3 separate regions of the Homo sapiens genome follow, and regions 2 and 3 are each linked to region 1. A link is a contact called in ENCODE Hi-C or POLR2A ChIA-PET data. All regions are on one chromosome and are shown on one strand. The core of a region is the stretch at or near the end of the contact, and the rest is flanking DNA. Distances in the headings are between cores, read along the strand shown. Region 1 holds the start of ARMC2 (armadillo repeat containing 2). Region 2 holds the start of ARMC2-AS1 (ARMC2 antisense RNA 1). Region 3 holds the start of LINC00222 (long intergenic non-protein coding RNA 222).

Region 1 (3,880 bases), core at 903-3,402:
GTCTTGCCTTTATTTCAAGTTGCCTGGCACAGAGTAGGACTCAATGTTGTGACGAATGAGTGAAGTACGGAAAGCCTGAGATACAGGAGTCAAGGTGAAGCAGAGGTTAGAGGAGAGATGAGAACAAGTGAGGTGCACTGAGAACAGAATTAACAGGATTTGGCATCCATGATTCCAGGAAGAGGCCAGAAACAACACTAGGTATGCAAACCTAGGGGAGCCAGAGGGCAAGGGACCTTTTAAAAGAAACAGGAGGAGAAGCTGATTTCAAGAGGAAAGAAGAAAGAGGCTGAGTTCTGTCTTGCATCACACTATCCTGAGTCCATGGTATCCACAGGACCTCTAGAGGGTGAACACCACCAGCAGTAGGAAATTTGAAAGTGAAGAACTTTTTTTTCAACAAGATATTTCCTACTGGTCTGGGTGAAAGCTCAGAGTCATAATTTATAGAAGTTTATAACTAATTATAAAGACCTGTCTTTATCGTTGCTGCTAATAGCCACTGGAACCAGAGCCTTCTTGCTAAATGCAACACTGCACTACCAGGATGTCTGCAACAGGGGAAAAGCAGGCCAGCTTCACAGTCTTCCCTGCAAATCAAATACTCAGGACCCTTCCATAACTCTGAATCATTTTTGTATTAATATGAGCATCCAAAGAGGCAGTGGTTAAGTGCTTAGATGCTGGACTAAGGGTTTAAATGCTGACAATTCACAGCCATGTGACCTTAGGCAATGCCTCTAATATCTCTAAGCATCAGTTTCCTCATCTATAAAAGGTGGATAGTAATAATAATTGCCCCATAGGATTGTTTGAAGAATTAAATGATATAATACATGTAAAGTGCGTTAGCACAGTGCTTTAAAAATGTTAACATTTTAAAATATGGCCCTTAAAGATGTTAACAATTATTGCCCAAGTGCTACATGATAAAAGGATACAGCAAAATCATTTCCACGAATGAAAAACTACATTTAAAAAAAGAAATTGCAAAAGAGAGAATGACGTTTGTTCAGTGTTTCTATACATAAGTTTTTTTTTATTATTATACTTTAAGTTCTAGGGTACATGTGCACAATGTACAGGTTTGATACATAGGTATACATGTGCCATGTTGGTTTGCTGCACCCATCAACTCGTCATTTACATTACGTACTTCTCCTTTTAAAAGGTGGGTGGTGGTACTTGCCTTTATGAAAACAGATAATTTTTATTAAGCATTTTATTGAATATCAGCTATGCCAAATCAACATCAACAACCAGAATCCCATAGATTAAGAAACCAGGATAAATATAATAAATGGTGCTTGCTTTTCAACCAAATTAAAGTATAATTATTATAAATCAGGGTGGGACGTAAGATCTGTTGTGTTACTTGTGGGAATGGATCACAAAAGGCATTATGTATACACTCCATGATTTTAAAGTATGTTAAATATTGTTACACATACGTTTTTATTTATTGAGGCCCTGTTGCCTGGAAGTGCCCAGATATAAACTGTATGACTCTGGCCCGGTCACCGCCTGCCTAGACAAAGCCCCTTAGTCTACCACTCTCATTCAACAAATATTACTGGGCTTCTTATTAAGCACCACGCACTTGGCTAAGTGCGACAGTACATAAATAAAAGACAACCGCTCCGGACCCCTGACAGCATGCACAGGGCACTCATCGTCTCTCTACCCCATCCGAGGACACACAGGCGGACGACGGCAGGAAGGGTCCCTGGGGAGCCGCTGGGGACACCTCACCTCCCGCTCGGACAGCGGCTCCCCCACCCACGGCAGTGCCCGCTCCTCCACGGTCCCGGCCAGGGCAGGGCGCAGCAGCATCCTCACCCCGCCCGGCCACCCTCCCACTTCGCCCCGCAGCCAGCGTCTCCATGGTAACCGTACACAAACTACCTCCCGCCGCCGCCCCGGCAGCCAGACCGCAGGGCCAGGCCGCTGCAGGGCGGGAGAGGCGGGCCGGGGAATGAGCTTGGCGAGGGCTCAGGGAAGGAGGCTTCCGACCTGACCCAAAGCACCTGTGATGAGCACTGGAGATAGCAGCGGCTGCGAGGTTCAATTCATCCTCCGGCTCTCCCCGGGTAGCGGCCAGGGATGCAGCGCTGGCGCGGGCGGGGTAACCCCACGACGCCGCTCGGCCACTGGGCCTGCGCGGGTCCCGCCAACGCATGCGTAGAAGCTCCGAGGCGTGGCGACGGCCGGAGCGGGTGGGAGGAGCCTGGAGAGGGCTGTAGGCCGGGAGGTCAGATCAGAGCAGGCGTCGTGGGCGGGTGTCCGCTTTTCGTTTAGCAATTTGCCGAACCACATTTGTTGCTCCCCTGCCGGATCCCAGCACCTCTGTTAAATAACAGCAGGCAGGACGGAAGCTTAATGCTTGTGGGTAAGAAGGATTTACTGGCTCAGGTTAGGGCTCTGTATAACCTGGAGCCACTTGCTGAGCTTCTGTTTCCTCCGATGTCAAGTGGCAGGAAATATTAATAATAGTACCTAGGTAGGTCTTGGGCTGTTATGAAGACTGCATGAGAAAATAGATGTAAAGCGCTATGCACGTGGCAATCAACGAATATTAAACTGTTGGCTGTTATTAAGCCCTTGCATTTGTACAGCCCTTCAGTTCGCAGAGTGTATGCACGTAATCGTACCTTCTGAGTCTGAGGTAGGCAGCCTGGCGTCCCCATCCACAGGAGAGGAACTGGGGGCCTGAGGTGTAGTGAGCAGGAGAAGGAGATTCCAGTCTAGGTCTCCCGTGGCCAATCGTTTTTTGTTCGTGCATCATCACAGTTGAACGGCAAAAAGCACTCCATTTATGTGTTTCTAGTTTAAATTCCCTTTTCTCCTGTTAGACCATTTAGCAACACTGTACAGTGTTAAATAAAAGTGAGATCATAAGCACTCTCCATTCAGGTTTGCACCACGTTTTATAAATATGGAGATTTTCCAGCTGAAGTGCTATTTGTCATCAACACTGGGAAAATGCCACTTCCCTTGGTGCTAAGCATCTTGTAAAGAATAATTAAATTGAAAATATTTTTGAGCACATACTATGTGTAAGGCATCGTGCCAGGTGGGAAATTATACTAACCTGAACTAAAGGAATGTAAATATTCTTCAAAATACTCAAGAGGATTTCAAACATAACAGAAAATAAATACCTATTCGTTGATTGGATAATTTTAGGACCCGAAACAGCCCTGGATTTTTCTGCTCATTCTTAGATAACTGACAGTCTTGTTGTAACTAAATCTCAACCACAGCTTCATTTCAAAACTATAATGTTGGGTGCAAGATATAAACAAATGCATCAAACTTCAAAAAGTCTTCCTCCCCCATTCCAGCCCCAGGCTTAAGGTCTCTAGCTGGCCTTCCCTGAAGGGGTGCACTAGGCTTAGGCTTGTCCCCGACCCCCACCCGCCCCTCTATTCACTAGAGGTTGTTTAAGGCCCAGCTTGGATCAAACTGGCAGTGAGGAGGAGGAGGAGAAGGAAGGAGATGGAGCATTTCTTCCTGGAGTTGAGCAGCTTCAAGCTTGCTGTGCTGGCTTATGGTTAAAGCAGCTCATGTAGGTCTTTCCTGGTCCTTTGTAGTCTCCCACTGATGGGGACCTCCCTCCTGGGGGCTTCTGGAAATCCTAAAAACCCAGGGTTTATTCCACCTTTCAGTGCCCCTTTAGATAGGTCCCAAGGGAAACCCTACACATCTGTTACCCTAGTGATTCTGAGAGCTCAGGCTTGTCTGGGTGCAGCCCCTTCTAGGCTGCCATAGGAGGGAGCTTTAGCTTACCCAGGAGTGAGTCAGGCTCCAGTTCTCCAGGCCACCTAACTACAGTCTCTGGCAGTCCCAGGCCCCTGGGGAAGCCCCTCTCGCTGGCTTG
Region 2 (4,040 bases), core at 1,030-3,529, 76 kb before region 1:
TGGAAAATTCTCATCATCTGACCCCGTTTCCACCTGTTCTCCTGAGACAGCCCAGGCACCGGAGCACTACTGGTTTACATTAATTCAGAGGATGCCTCAAAACTCTCTTCCATGGAGACGGAAGAGTACAGATGCCTGTGTAACTCCCATGCAGACAGACATCATGGGAAACCATGAAATACCCATTCCAGTCACTGCACACCAACAGTTCCTTTTCCCTGGTCCCCAAGGCATCAAAGATGGGACATCCCAATCCATAGTCATCTTCACGCTCCCCACATCTAAGCTCTGGCAAGGGACATTGCCAGCAGAAAGGACCATAGTTTCCTTAGGAGCTTTTATTTTCTTGTTTCAATCTCAATTTTTTCTCCTTCTCAGGCCTTATTCTCACCTCATTAGCAAAAGTTTAGACAGCTCAAGTTTCTTCTGCCCCACATACATAACTTTCATAAATAACCCAAGTCAGGAGAGAAAGCCCACATTTATATGTGACATGTCATTTGATTGAAATTCCTACCCATTTACTGCACGTGATACACACAGTTGAGTAATATACAATACCTCACGTATTTCCAAATTTGTCATTTGTGGTGCTGGTAGAAATAACATGCATGAAACATATACCATACATTTGAAAAATACACAGCAATAGCTCAATAGATGACACCATCAACCTAGTTGCTCAAGCAGAGATATCCCAGAATCCTGCCTTTCTGCTTTCTGTTACTCCAAGCCATATTGGCTTTTTGTCCATAGCTCCCAGGATAATATTCAGTTCCCTGACCATGGTCTACAAGGCTCAACAGATCTGTTCCTTCTCAACCCGTCAAGCTTCATCTCATACCATATATGCCCCCATAAACTCTACTTAATGCTAGGTTATTTAATATTATGGTTTACTATCTGTCTACTCCTCCAGACTAGACGCTTCAGTGAAGGCATAAACCTTGTTCATCCTTTTCACCATTGTACATCCAGCTCCAAGTCCAGTGCCTGGTACATGGTGGGCGCTCAATAGGCATTTATTAATGGAATGAATGAAGGGGTGGACATCTACAAAGGAAAGACTGGGATATCAGAACACCATGGGCTAAGCAGACAATATCTCTGAGGTAGACAGATTTTAAGATTTTTTTTGAAAGCAGAGGAGTAAAAAATAATGGATGAAAGAAAAATGGACTCTGTAGTTACCCAGCTCAGGCTAACTTGTCTATGTTTAAGACCTTTCAGAGGCCGATCAGTCGCTTCCTCTTCCGTGTTAACAAAGCATCCTGTTCCTGCCTCTATAACCCCCATCCATCACAGAATAAAAAATAACGGATGAAAGAAAAATGAACTCTCTGGAAGGGGACCAGCCTCTGTGTATTTGTTCTCTAGCCTATCTCATTTCTGACAGCAGCTCCTTCCCAAGCTCCTAAACTCCCGGGCCCCACCCCTTTCCCCACCTGACTGGTCACACGTTCACCCCTTCTCTCCATCACCAGCGTCACTGGTTCAGTTTAAGCTCACTTCATCTCTTACCCAAACTCTACAGCCCCCTGGATGGGCTCCTTCCACAGTTTGCCCCCATAGCTGCTCACTGCTGCCAGAGGGGGCATCTCAAAGCTCCGCCTTCCCTGCTCAAAGGCCTCCTGCGACTTCCGGCCCAGCCAGTAGCACCCATAGCCTAAAGGTTCCTCAGTCTCTGAAGTGTGGTTTATCCCTCCAAACTCATCTCCTTTGCCTCGGCACCACCCTGGCCATCTTTCAGACTCTGCACCACATGAGGTCCTCAACCCTTCATGACGCCATGCCTTTGAATAGGCGGCTTCCTCCGCCCAGAGTGCCCTCGATTACACTTTGCCACCCCTTCTCCCCCGGGCCATCTCCTGCTCATTTTTTTCTTTTTTCTTTTTCGAGACAGAGTCTCGATCTCGGCTCACTGCAACCTCCGCCTCCTGGGTTCAAGCGATTCTCCTGCCTCAGCCTCCCGAGTAGCTGGGATTACAGGCAAGCACCACCACACCCTGCTAATTTTTGTATTTTTAGTAGAGACAGGGTTTTGCCATGTTGGCCAGGCTGGTCTTGAACTCCTGACCTCAAGTGATCCGCCCGCCTCGGCCTCCCAAAGTGCTGGGATCACAGACATGATCCACCGCGCCCGGCCTCCTGCTCATTTTTCAAAACCCAGCTCAAGATAACTTCTCTGTGAAGTCCTTTCCGAGGCTGATCAGTCACTTCCTCTCCTTCCTCTTCCGTGTTACCAAAGCATCCTGTTCCTGCCTCTACAACCCCCATCACAGAAGCATTGTCACTTGTCTTCAGGCATCTTCTCTCCCATGGTGAGCTCCTCTAGGGTACAAACCACTTCTTATTCCTCTTTCTATTCAGAGGACAACAAATGTGCTCATAAAAAGCTCTTAAATGTTCAGCTACTGGAGGGCTGGAAGAGTGAATGAGAAGGGGAAGGAGGAGGGGAATGAGGAGGGGGAAGAAAGAAAGAAGGGACAGGAGCGACAAAAGAGAGGTTTTTCCCTTTAAGACACCTCTGGCAAGAAAGTGCGGGAGCTTAGCAGAGGCCTGGGTGAACCAGGGCCTAAAACCCTGAGGGAGAAGGATCAGGAAAAGGCCACCACGCAGATGCAGCTCTGAAGGCCCTGTATCTTGAGAGACTTGTCACCAACCTCTGAGAGCCACCAATCTCACTGTGGGATGATGGTGGGGCCCTGAATGCTCAGACCAGTGGCCTTTTCTGGAAAAAATGCAGGAAAAAAAAAAAAAAAAGGGTGTGGGGAGGAGAGTCTAGCTAAATCATGTGGTCACAGTAAAGGCAAGTTCCAAGTCAACCCATTTAACTGAATTTTGCTCCTACTTTTGAATTCATTATATACAAGTGAAAATTAAAAAAAAGAAAACAAGAACTCTCAGTTGAACAGAGATAAATCTGTGAAAATTATCAATGAGTTCTGTGCTCTACAGCAGGGTCTTTATTTCCCACCCTCAAGAAAAGCCCACCCACTGGGCCCTCCCCCAAAGCAGGAGTTAACCAAAGCCCAAGCTTCATGCTTGGAGGTGTGCATCCATTTCTTTCTTAACTTTCTATTCTAATTTATATTATCTATAAATGCACAAACTTAAACACACATTTTTCTTTTTTATTGTATATAATCTTTCAAACCACCTCAAATCCCTTACTTAAAAAAAGTCTTGTTTAGTCTCTAAAGGACTTAGTAGAGAAATTCTCAACCTCTTAAGTAGCATTTCACCAAGAAATAGCACACTGAAAAACACAAGTTTTAATTCCTATCTTTTCCCCCATCTCTTAACTTGCAATCCTGTGGGACTTGCAATCCTGAAGGCAGCCCATAGGAAGAAGAAAAAAGAGAAGAAAATGACACTGATAATCCACAAAGAGGACTAATACAAATGTAAGTTTCCTTGCTTATTAGCAATTGTTAGGTGATGTTTAGGACAAAAGGGGACCTAAGGTTTTGGTAAATACCCAGGAAGAAACATTCCATTTTGCTTCTGGTTACCAATCTACTACTGAAAAATGACTGAGCTACACTTGACAACTTTCTGGTGCTCACTTTTCTGAGAAAGCTTCTTTCCATGTTCCCCAAATTATTTGATCATAACAGGTACCACCCTCAGTCAGGGAAAACACCTGGAGACTTGGCAAAGCTACCCAGCTCACATTGAATTATGTAAGCCTCAAAGTTTTCATTGTGTAGTCAGTATTGGGAGACCCATTTTAAAGGGAAAAAATGTACTAAGAAGAAATTAGATCATTTATAAATGCACAACTACATTTTAATACAGTAAAATGAGAACTCAAAAGCTTTAGCTTCTGTTTTTTTCAAGTTGACTATAGGTACTTAATTATCAATTTCAAATTGTGTTTTCAACTATTAATTAATTGAGAAACCTTAGCAAACACAGGAAATATTTGTCTTAAAATATGGGGCTGGGCCCAGTGGCTCAGGTCTGTAATCCCAGCGACTCTCATGGCTGAGGCAGGAGAATCGCCTGAACCCCAGAGGCTGAGGCTGCAGTGAGCC
Region 3 (3,742 bases), core at 1,090-3,589, 97 kb after region 1:
CTCCATCCTGGGCAACAAGAGCGAAACTCCGTCTCAAAAAAAAAAAAAAAGAAAGAAAACTAGAAAGTTATACAGGCTAAGTGGAAGTCAGCGCCTGGCACAGAGAAGGGGGCAGTCATTGCCACTAGGATGCTCCCAAAGGATTTCAAGAGGAAGGGGAAGATGTGAGGCTTGCTGGATGACCAGGGGGATTATTGAGGGGCCAGGGAGTGGTGGTATCACCTAGCCACACAGCGGGGCTCCCTCAACTGGCAATTGAAGCAGCCGTTGGCCTGAATTTCCAAGGACCACCATGGATTCCCAAACAAAATGTCATCCCAATGTTTCCAGCTCTCTATCCAGCCTTGTAAAACAAAGATGTGGAATTTAACAAGATCCAACAAAAACTGTGGAAGGGCACAATATATAAAAATACCATAGCCAAGAATCAAAACACTAACTTCTGTCACAGGAGGGGGAAAAGCTCTTGCAGATGCATGGGGGGATGGGGCTGAAGAAAAGGGGACATTTGTTCCAGGGCTTTCTTCAGATTTGGGAGCGAAAAAGGCTAGCAAGACAACAGCATTCTACAGAGAAGCCAAGTGGGGAGGTATAAGGGTGGCTGGTTTTTCCTTAAGTCTACACGTTTCCAACTGCTATTTCATGCTTCCAGCCGTTACCATATGTTCTCAGATTTTAAAGTCACAATAAACGTCAGGGTGAGCAGCTGTGGAATAATTCACACTTTTGTTCATTTTCCAGCACCCCCCATCAGATCCCATTGCTTAAATAATGCCCCACCCTCCCACCACCTGTACATCAAGGTCATGGTCCTCCTCTATTAACAGCAGTGAGAACAGCCAGTTTTACTCTTGCGGGAAGTTGGCAGAATTGCAAACTTGACTGCTGAGCTTCGGATGGGTCATGAAATTTTTAGTCTCTAAATCTTGCTTTTCCAGGGGTTAGATATTTAAAACATTTCTTCTTCCTAATGGTATCTTTCAATCACGCAAATTACCACAAGTACACAAGAGCAAAGACGATCGCATTCTGTGTCAGTGTTTTGTTTGCATTGTGAGAGGCTGATAATGTGGGAGGAAGTTTGTGTAGTGACTGTCTGGGTTCAGATCCTGGCTCTGTCACTTATTTGCTGTGTGAATTGACAAATGTAAACTGATTAGTATGGTGCCAGGAACAGATGCTATTATTATTCAGCAACTAGCCTGAATGTAATCATGTACTTGTTTACCTTTGTAGCTTCTTAAGGGCTAATCCTTAAGGGTTAAATGCTGCAGGGATCTGTTATGTGTTTGCCCAGTTAAGTTCTGGGCAAGGAAAAGGCCTGGGTGTTCTGCATGGCTCCCTTCCCTCTTCCACCTATACATCCCATAACCAGCATCTTCTACAGTGCAGGGGACAGGCCTACTGGCCCATGGTTAGTTGCTGGCCCACCTGTGAGAACGCAGGAAAGTCTGAAAGACGGCAGAATTGAGAGGCCTCAGTTTGGAGCTTTTCTTTTTACTTCTCTGCAGGGCTGGTAGGATTGCAACCTTACAGAACTGCAGTCTATCAGAGGCATCCAATTGTTTGTACATCTGCTCAAAAAGCAGCTTGCTCTTGGGGAAAGAGATGAACAGGCCTGGCCTGGCCCTTTGTGACACCAAAGAGGCTAGCACTGCTCTTGGGAGCCCTGCCCAGTGGTCTGGCCTTGGGAGCTGCCAGCTACACGGAGAGAGTTGGATCCTCTCCACGTAATGAAATTGACTCAAAAAGAACAAAGTTGCTCTCAACACCTGCTCACCCTCGCACAGCTCTGAAGGCCAAGAGGGGAATGGGTAATTGCAGACCACAGGCAATGACAGAAAAAGAAGGGGGAAAAATCAGCAGCCACTAGTTTAGCATATTCTCCTTCATTTCATGGGGGGAGATCAATGCAGACCTCACCATGCCTGTCTCCAGAGAGCTGGAAACAGTGGAATGGCTCAAAGGGCAGCAGGAGAGAAAGGACTGAGGGATCTGGAAAAGCAGCCCCAGAATGGTCTCCTTTTTATGTAAGCTAGCTTGGAATGGGTTTCTATGACTTGTACCCACTCTTATTTGCAATACATTTTGTGAGAAAGGCAACATGGACACCTTGGCACAAGAAGAACAGCAGTCCACTCACCATTTCAGAAGAGCTGCAAGGTGGCTTCAGGGTTCTTGGGGCACCAGAGGCAGCCTAGCCCCAGTCACCCACGGAGCCCTCCAGCCTACTTTTGCTCACTTTGTTTGGCTGCATTGCCCAGCAGTGGCCAACCTCCATGGAGTCCACATGATCAAACTCACAGAAGGCAGCAAAGATGGGGACACTAGGAAAGGAGGTCCTCAAAATTGAATCTTCCTCTTTCGCTGACTATTGTAATCACACCACTAGATGTTGCCAAATGTTTGTAGAAGGCACTTCTCCTGGTACCTGCCCAGCTCACACCCACAGGATGGACAAAGAATGGTCAAGTTTATTCTGTGTGACCCCTATCCATATTCATGACTCACTGGACAACACGTGTCCACACCCAGCCCAGTTGAACCAACTGAATTAGGACCTGGCGTAGACGTCTGGGCTCATGGCTTGAATGAAGGCTATGTAGTCACAGGAGCCATGGGGTATCCCTGCTTGGCCCTGCAAGCCAGAACAATGGAAGCCACTCTGGAGAGAGAGAGACAGAGATGAAAACAGATGGAAAAGCAGCGAGAAGCCACGGGAGTGAGCTGCCTGCATTCCCCGCTCTCCAGACCCGGGTTCTGGATCCAGCCTCACCTCCTGCCATAGTTTCCGAGAGGTATCCCAGTCTCCTTTCAACTCAGTGTCTTCCTTTTTGCTTACTTGATTGGGTTTCTATTACGTGCATCCAGAATAGTTTCCACTAAGGCAGTGATTCACAGTTTACTGAACGCTTTCACATGTTATCCTGTTTGGATTTTGCTTCGCACGCTACTCCAGGGAGAAGGCAAGGGAGGCATCATCATCATCTGCATTTTATGGTCAAAGACGTCCAGGCAATGACTGCTCAAGGTCTCCTAGGCAGGGAGGCAGGTCTTTGACCCAGACACAGCATCATCTCCACTGCACCACACCCTCTTGACATTGGAGGTGTACTTCCAGGAAAAGGGACTCTGGCGCCAAGGTATAATTGGAAGAGAGATGCTGCATTCCTAAGCACAAGCGCATATTTCAAGGGGAAAATAGGAGCTTCAGCTTGATAATTCATGCCACAGCTTTCATGAGACTGACTCTGTAAACAAAGTGTATTGAGAACGGGAAACCAGGCGTGGAATTTGTGGTGGAGAATACTCCCCCTTATAAAAATATGTGAAGCTTATAATATCATATTATTTTAGCATTTGTCATACTTCTTTCTCTCTTTCTCGAGGGCACCAGTGAACAATGGACAGGTAGGTTACATTTCTCTTCTCCACCTTTGCCTAGTCATCACTGACAGTTTCCACCCAAAGTAGATTAGCTAGGAAACTGACACTCTTGCCACACACACATGTGCATGTGAATGTACTCCAACACACGTGCACACACACATGCTTGCTTGTGGATACCACCTTCTAAAAACAGCTCTATTGAGATATAAATTCAGATACCATATAATTCCTTCATTTAAAATGCACACTGTGATTTTTGGCATATTACATCATTTAAAATGGTTACATAACATACAACTTGCCATTTTAACTATTTTTAGTGGTATTAATTACATTCACAATGTCGTGCATG

The links. A loop is a pair of places that touch in the nucleus more often than their neighbours do. ChIA-PET counts read pairs that join two places held with the same protein, here RNA polymerase II (POLR2A). Pooled maps may share reads with other maps.
Region 2: a pooled map shows a loop between it and region 1 (3-fold over the local background). The contact joins the promoter of ARMC2-AS1 here to the promoter of ARMC2 in region 1. A Hi-C loop is called at or near these places in 1 of 168 maps with a recorded cell type or tissue (heart right ventricle) and 3 of 50 pooled maps. POLR2A ChIA-PET finds 5 or more read pairs at or near these places in 9 of 52 experiments (A673, BJ, HEK293T and 5 more).
Region 3: POLR2A ChIA-PET joins it to region 1 with 13 read pairs in HCT116. The contact joins the promoter of LINC00222 here to the promoter of ARMC2 in region 1. A Hi-C loop is called at or near these places in 2 of 168 maps with a recorded cell type or tissue (PC-9 and endothelial cell of umbilical vein) and 1 of 50 pooled maps. POLR2A ChIA-PET finds 5 or more read pairs at or near these places in 3 of 52 experiments (HCT116, PC-9 and WTC11).

What each region holds. Positions count from the first base shown.
Region 1 is chr6:108,846,694-108,850,573 of GRCh38, reverse strand. ARMC2 (armadillo repeat containing 2) reads right to left here and starts at 2,152. Exons shown (of 18, transcript NM_032131.6): 1 at 2,028-2,152. RefSeq lists a silencer at 1,795-1,894.
Region 2 is chr6:108,922,342-108,926,381 of GRCh38, reverse strand. It overlaps ARMC2-AS1 (ARMC2 antisense RNA 1), which reads left to right and starts at 2,279. Exons shown (of 3, transcript NR_104137.1): 1 at 2,279-2,321; 2 at 3,338-3,407. All of the region lies in intron 10 of ARMC2 (armadillo repeat containing 2), which reads right to left.
Region 3 is chr6:108,750,251-108,753,992 of GRCh38, reverse strand. It overlaps LINC00222 (long intergenic non-protein coding RNA 222), which reads right to left and starts at 2,339. Exons shown (of 5, transcript NR_033376.1): 1 at 2,144-2,339.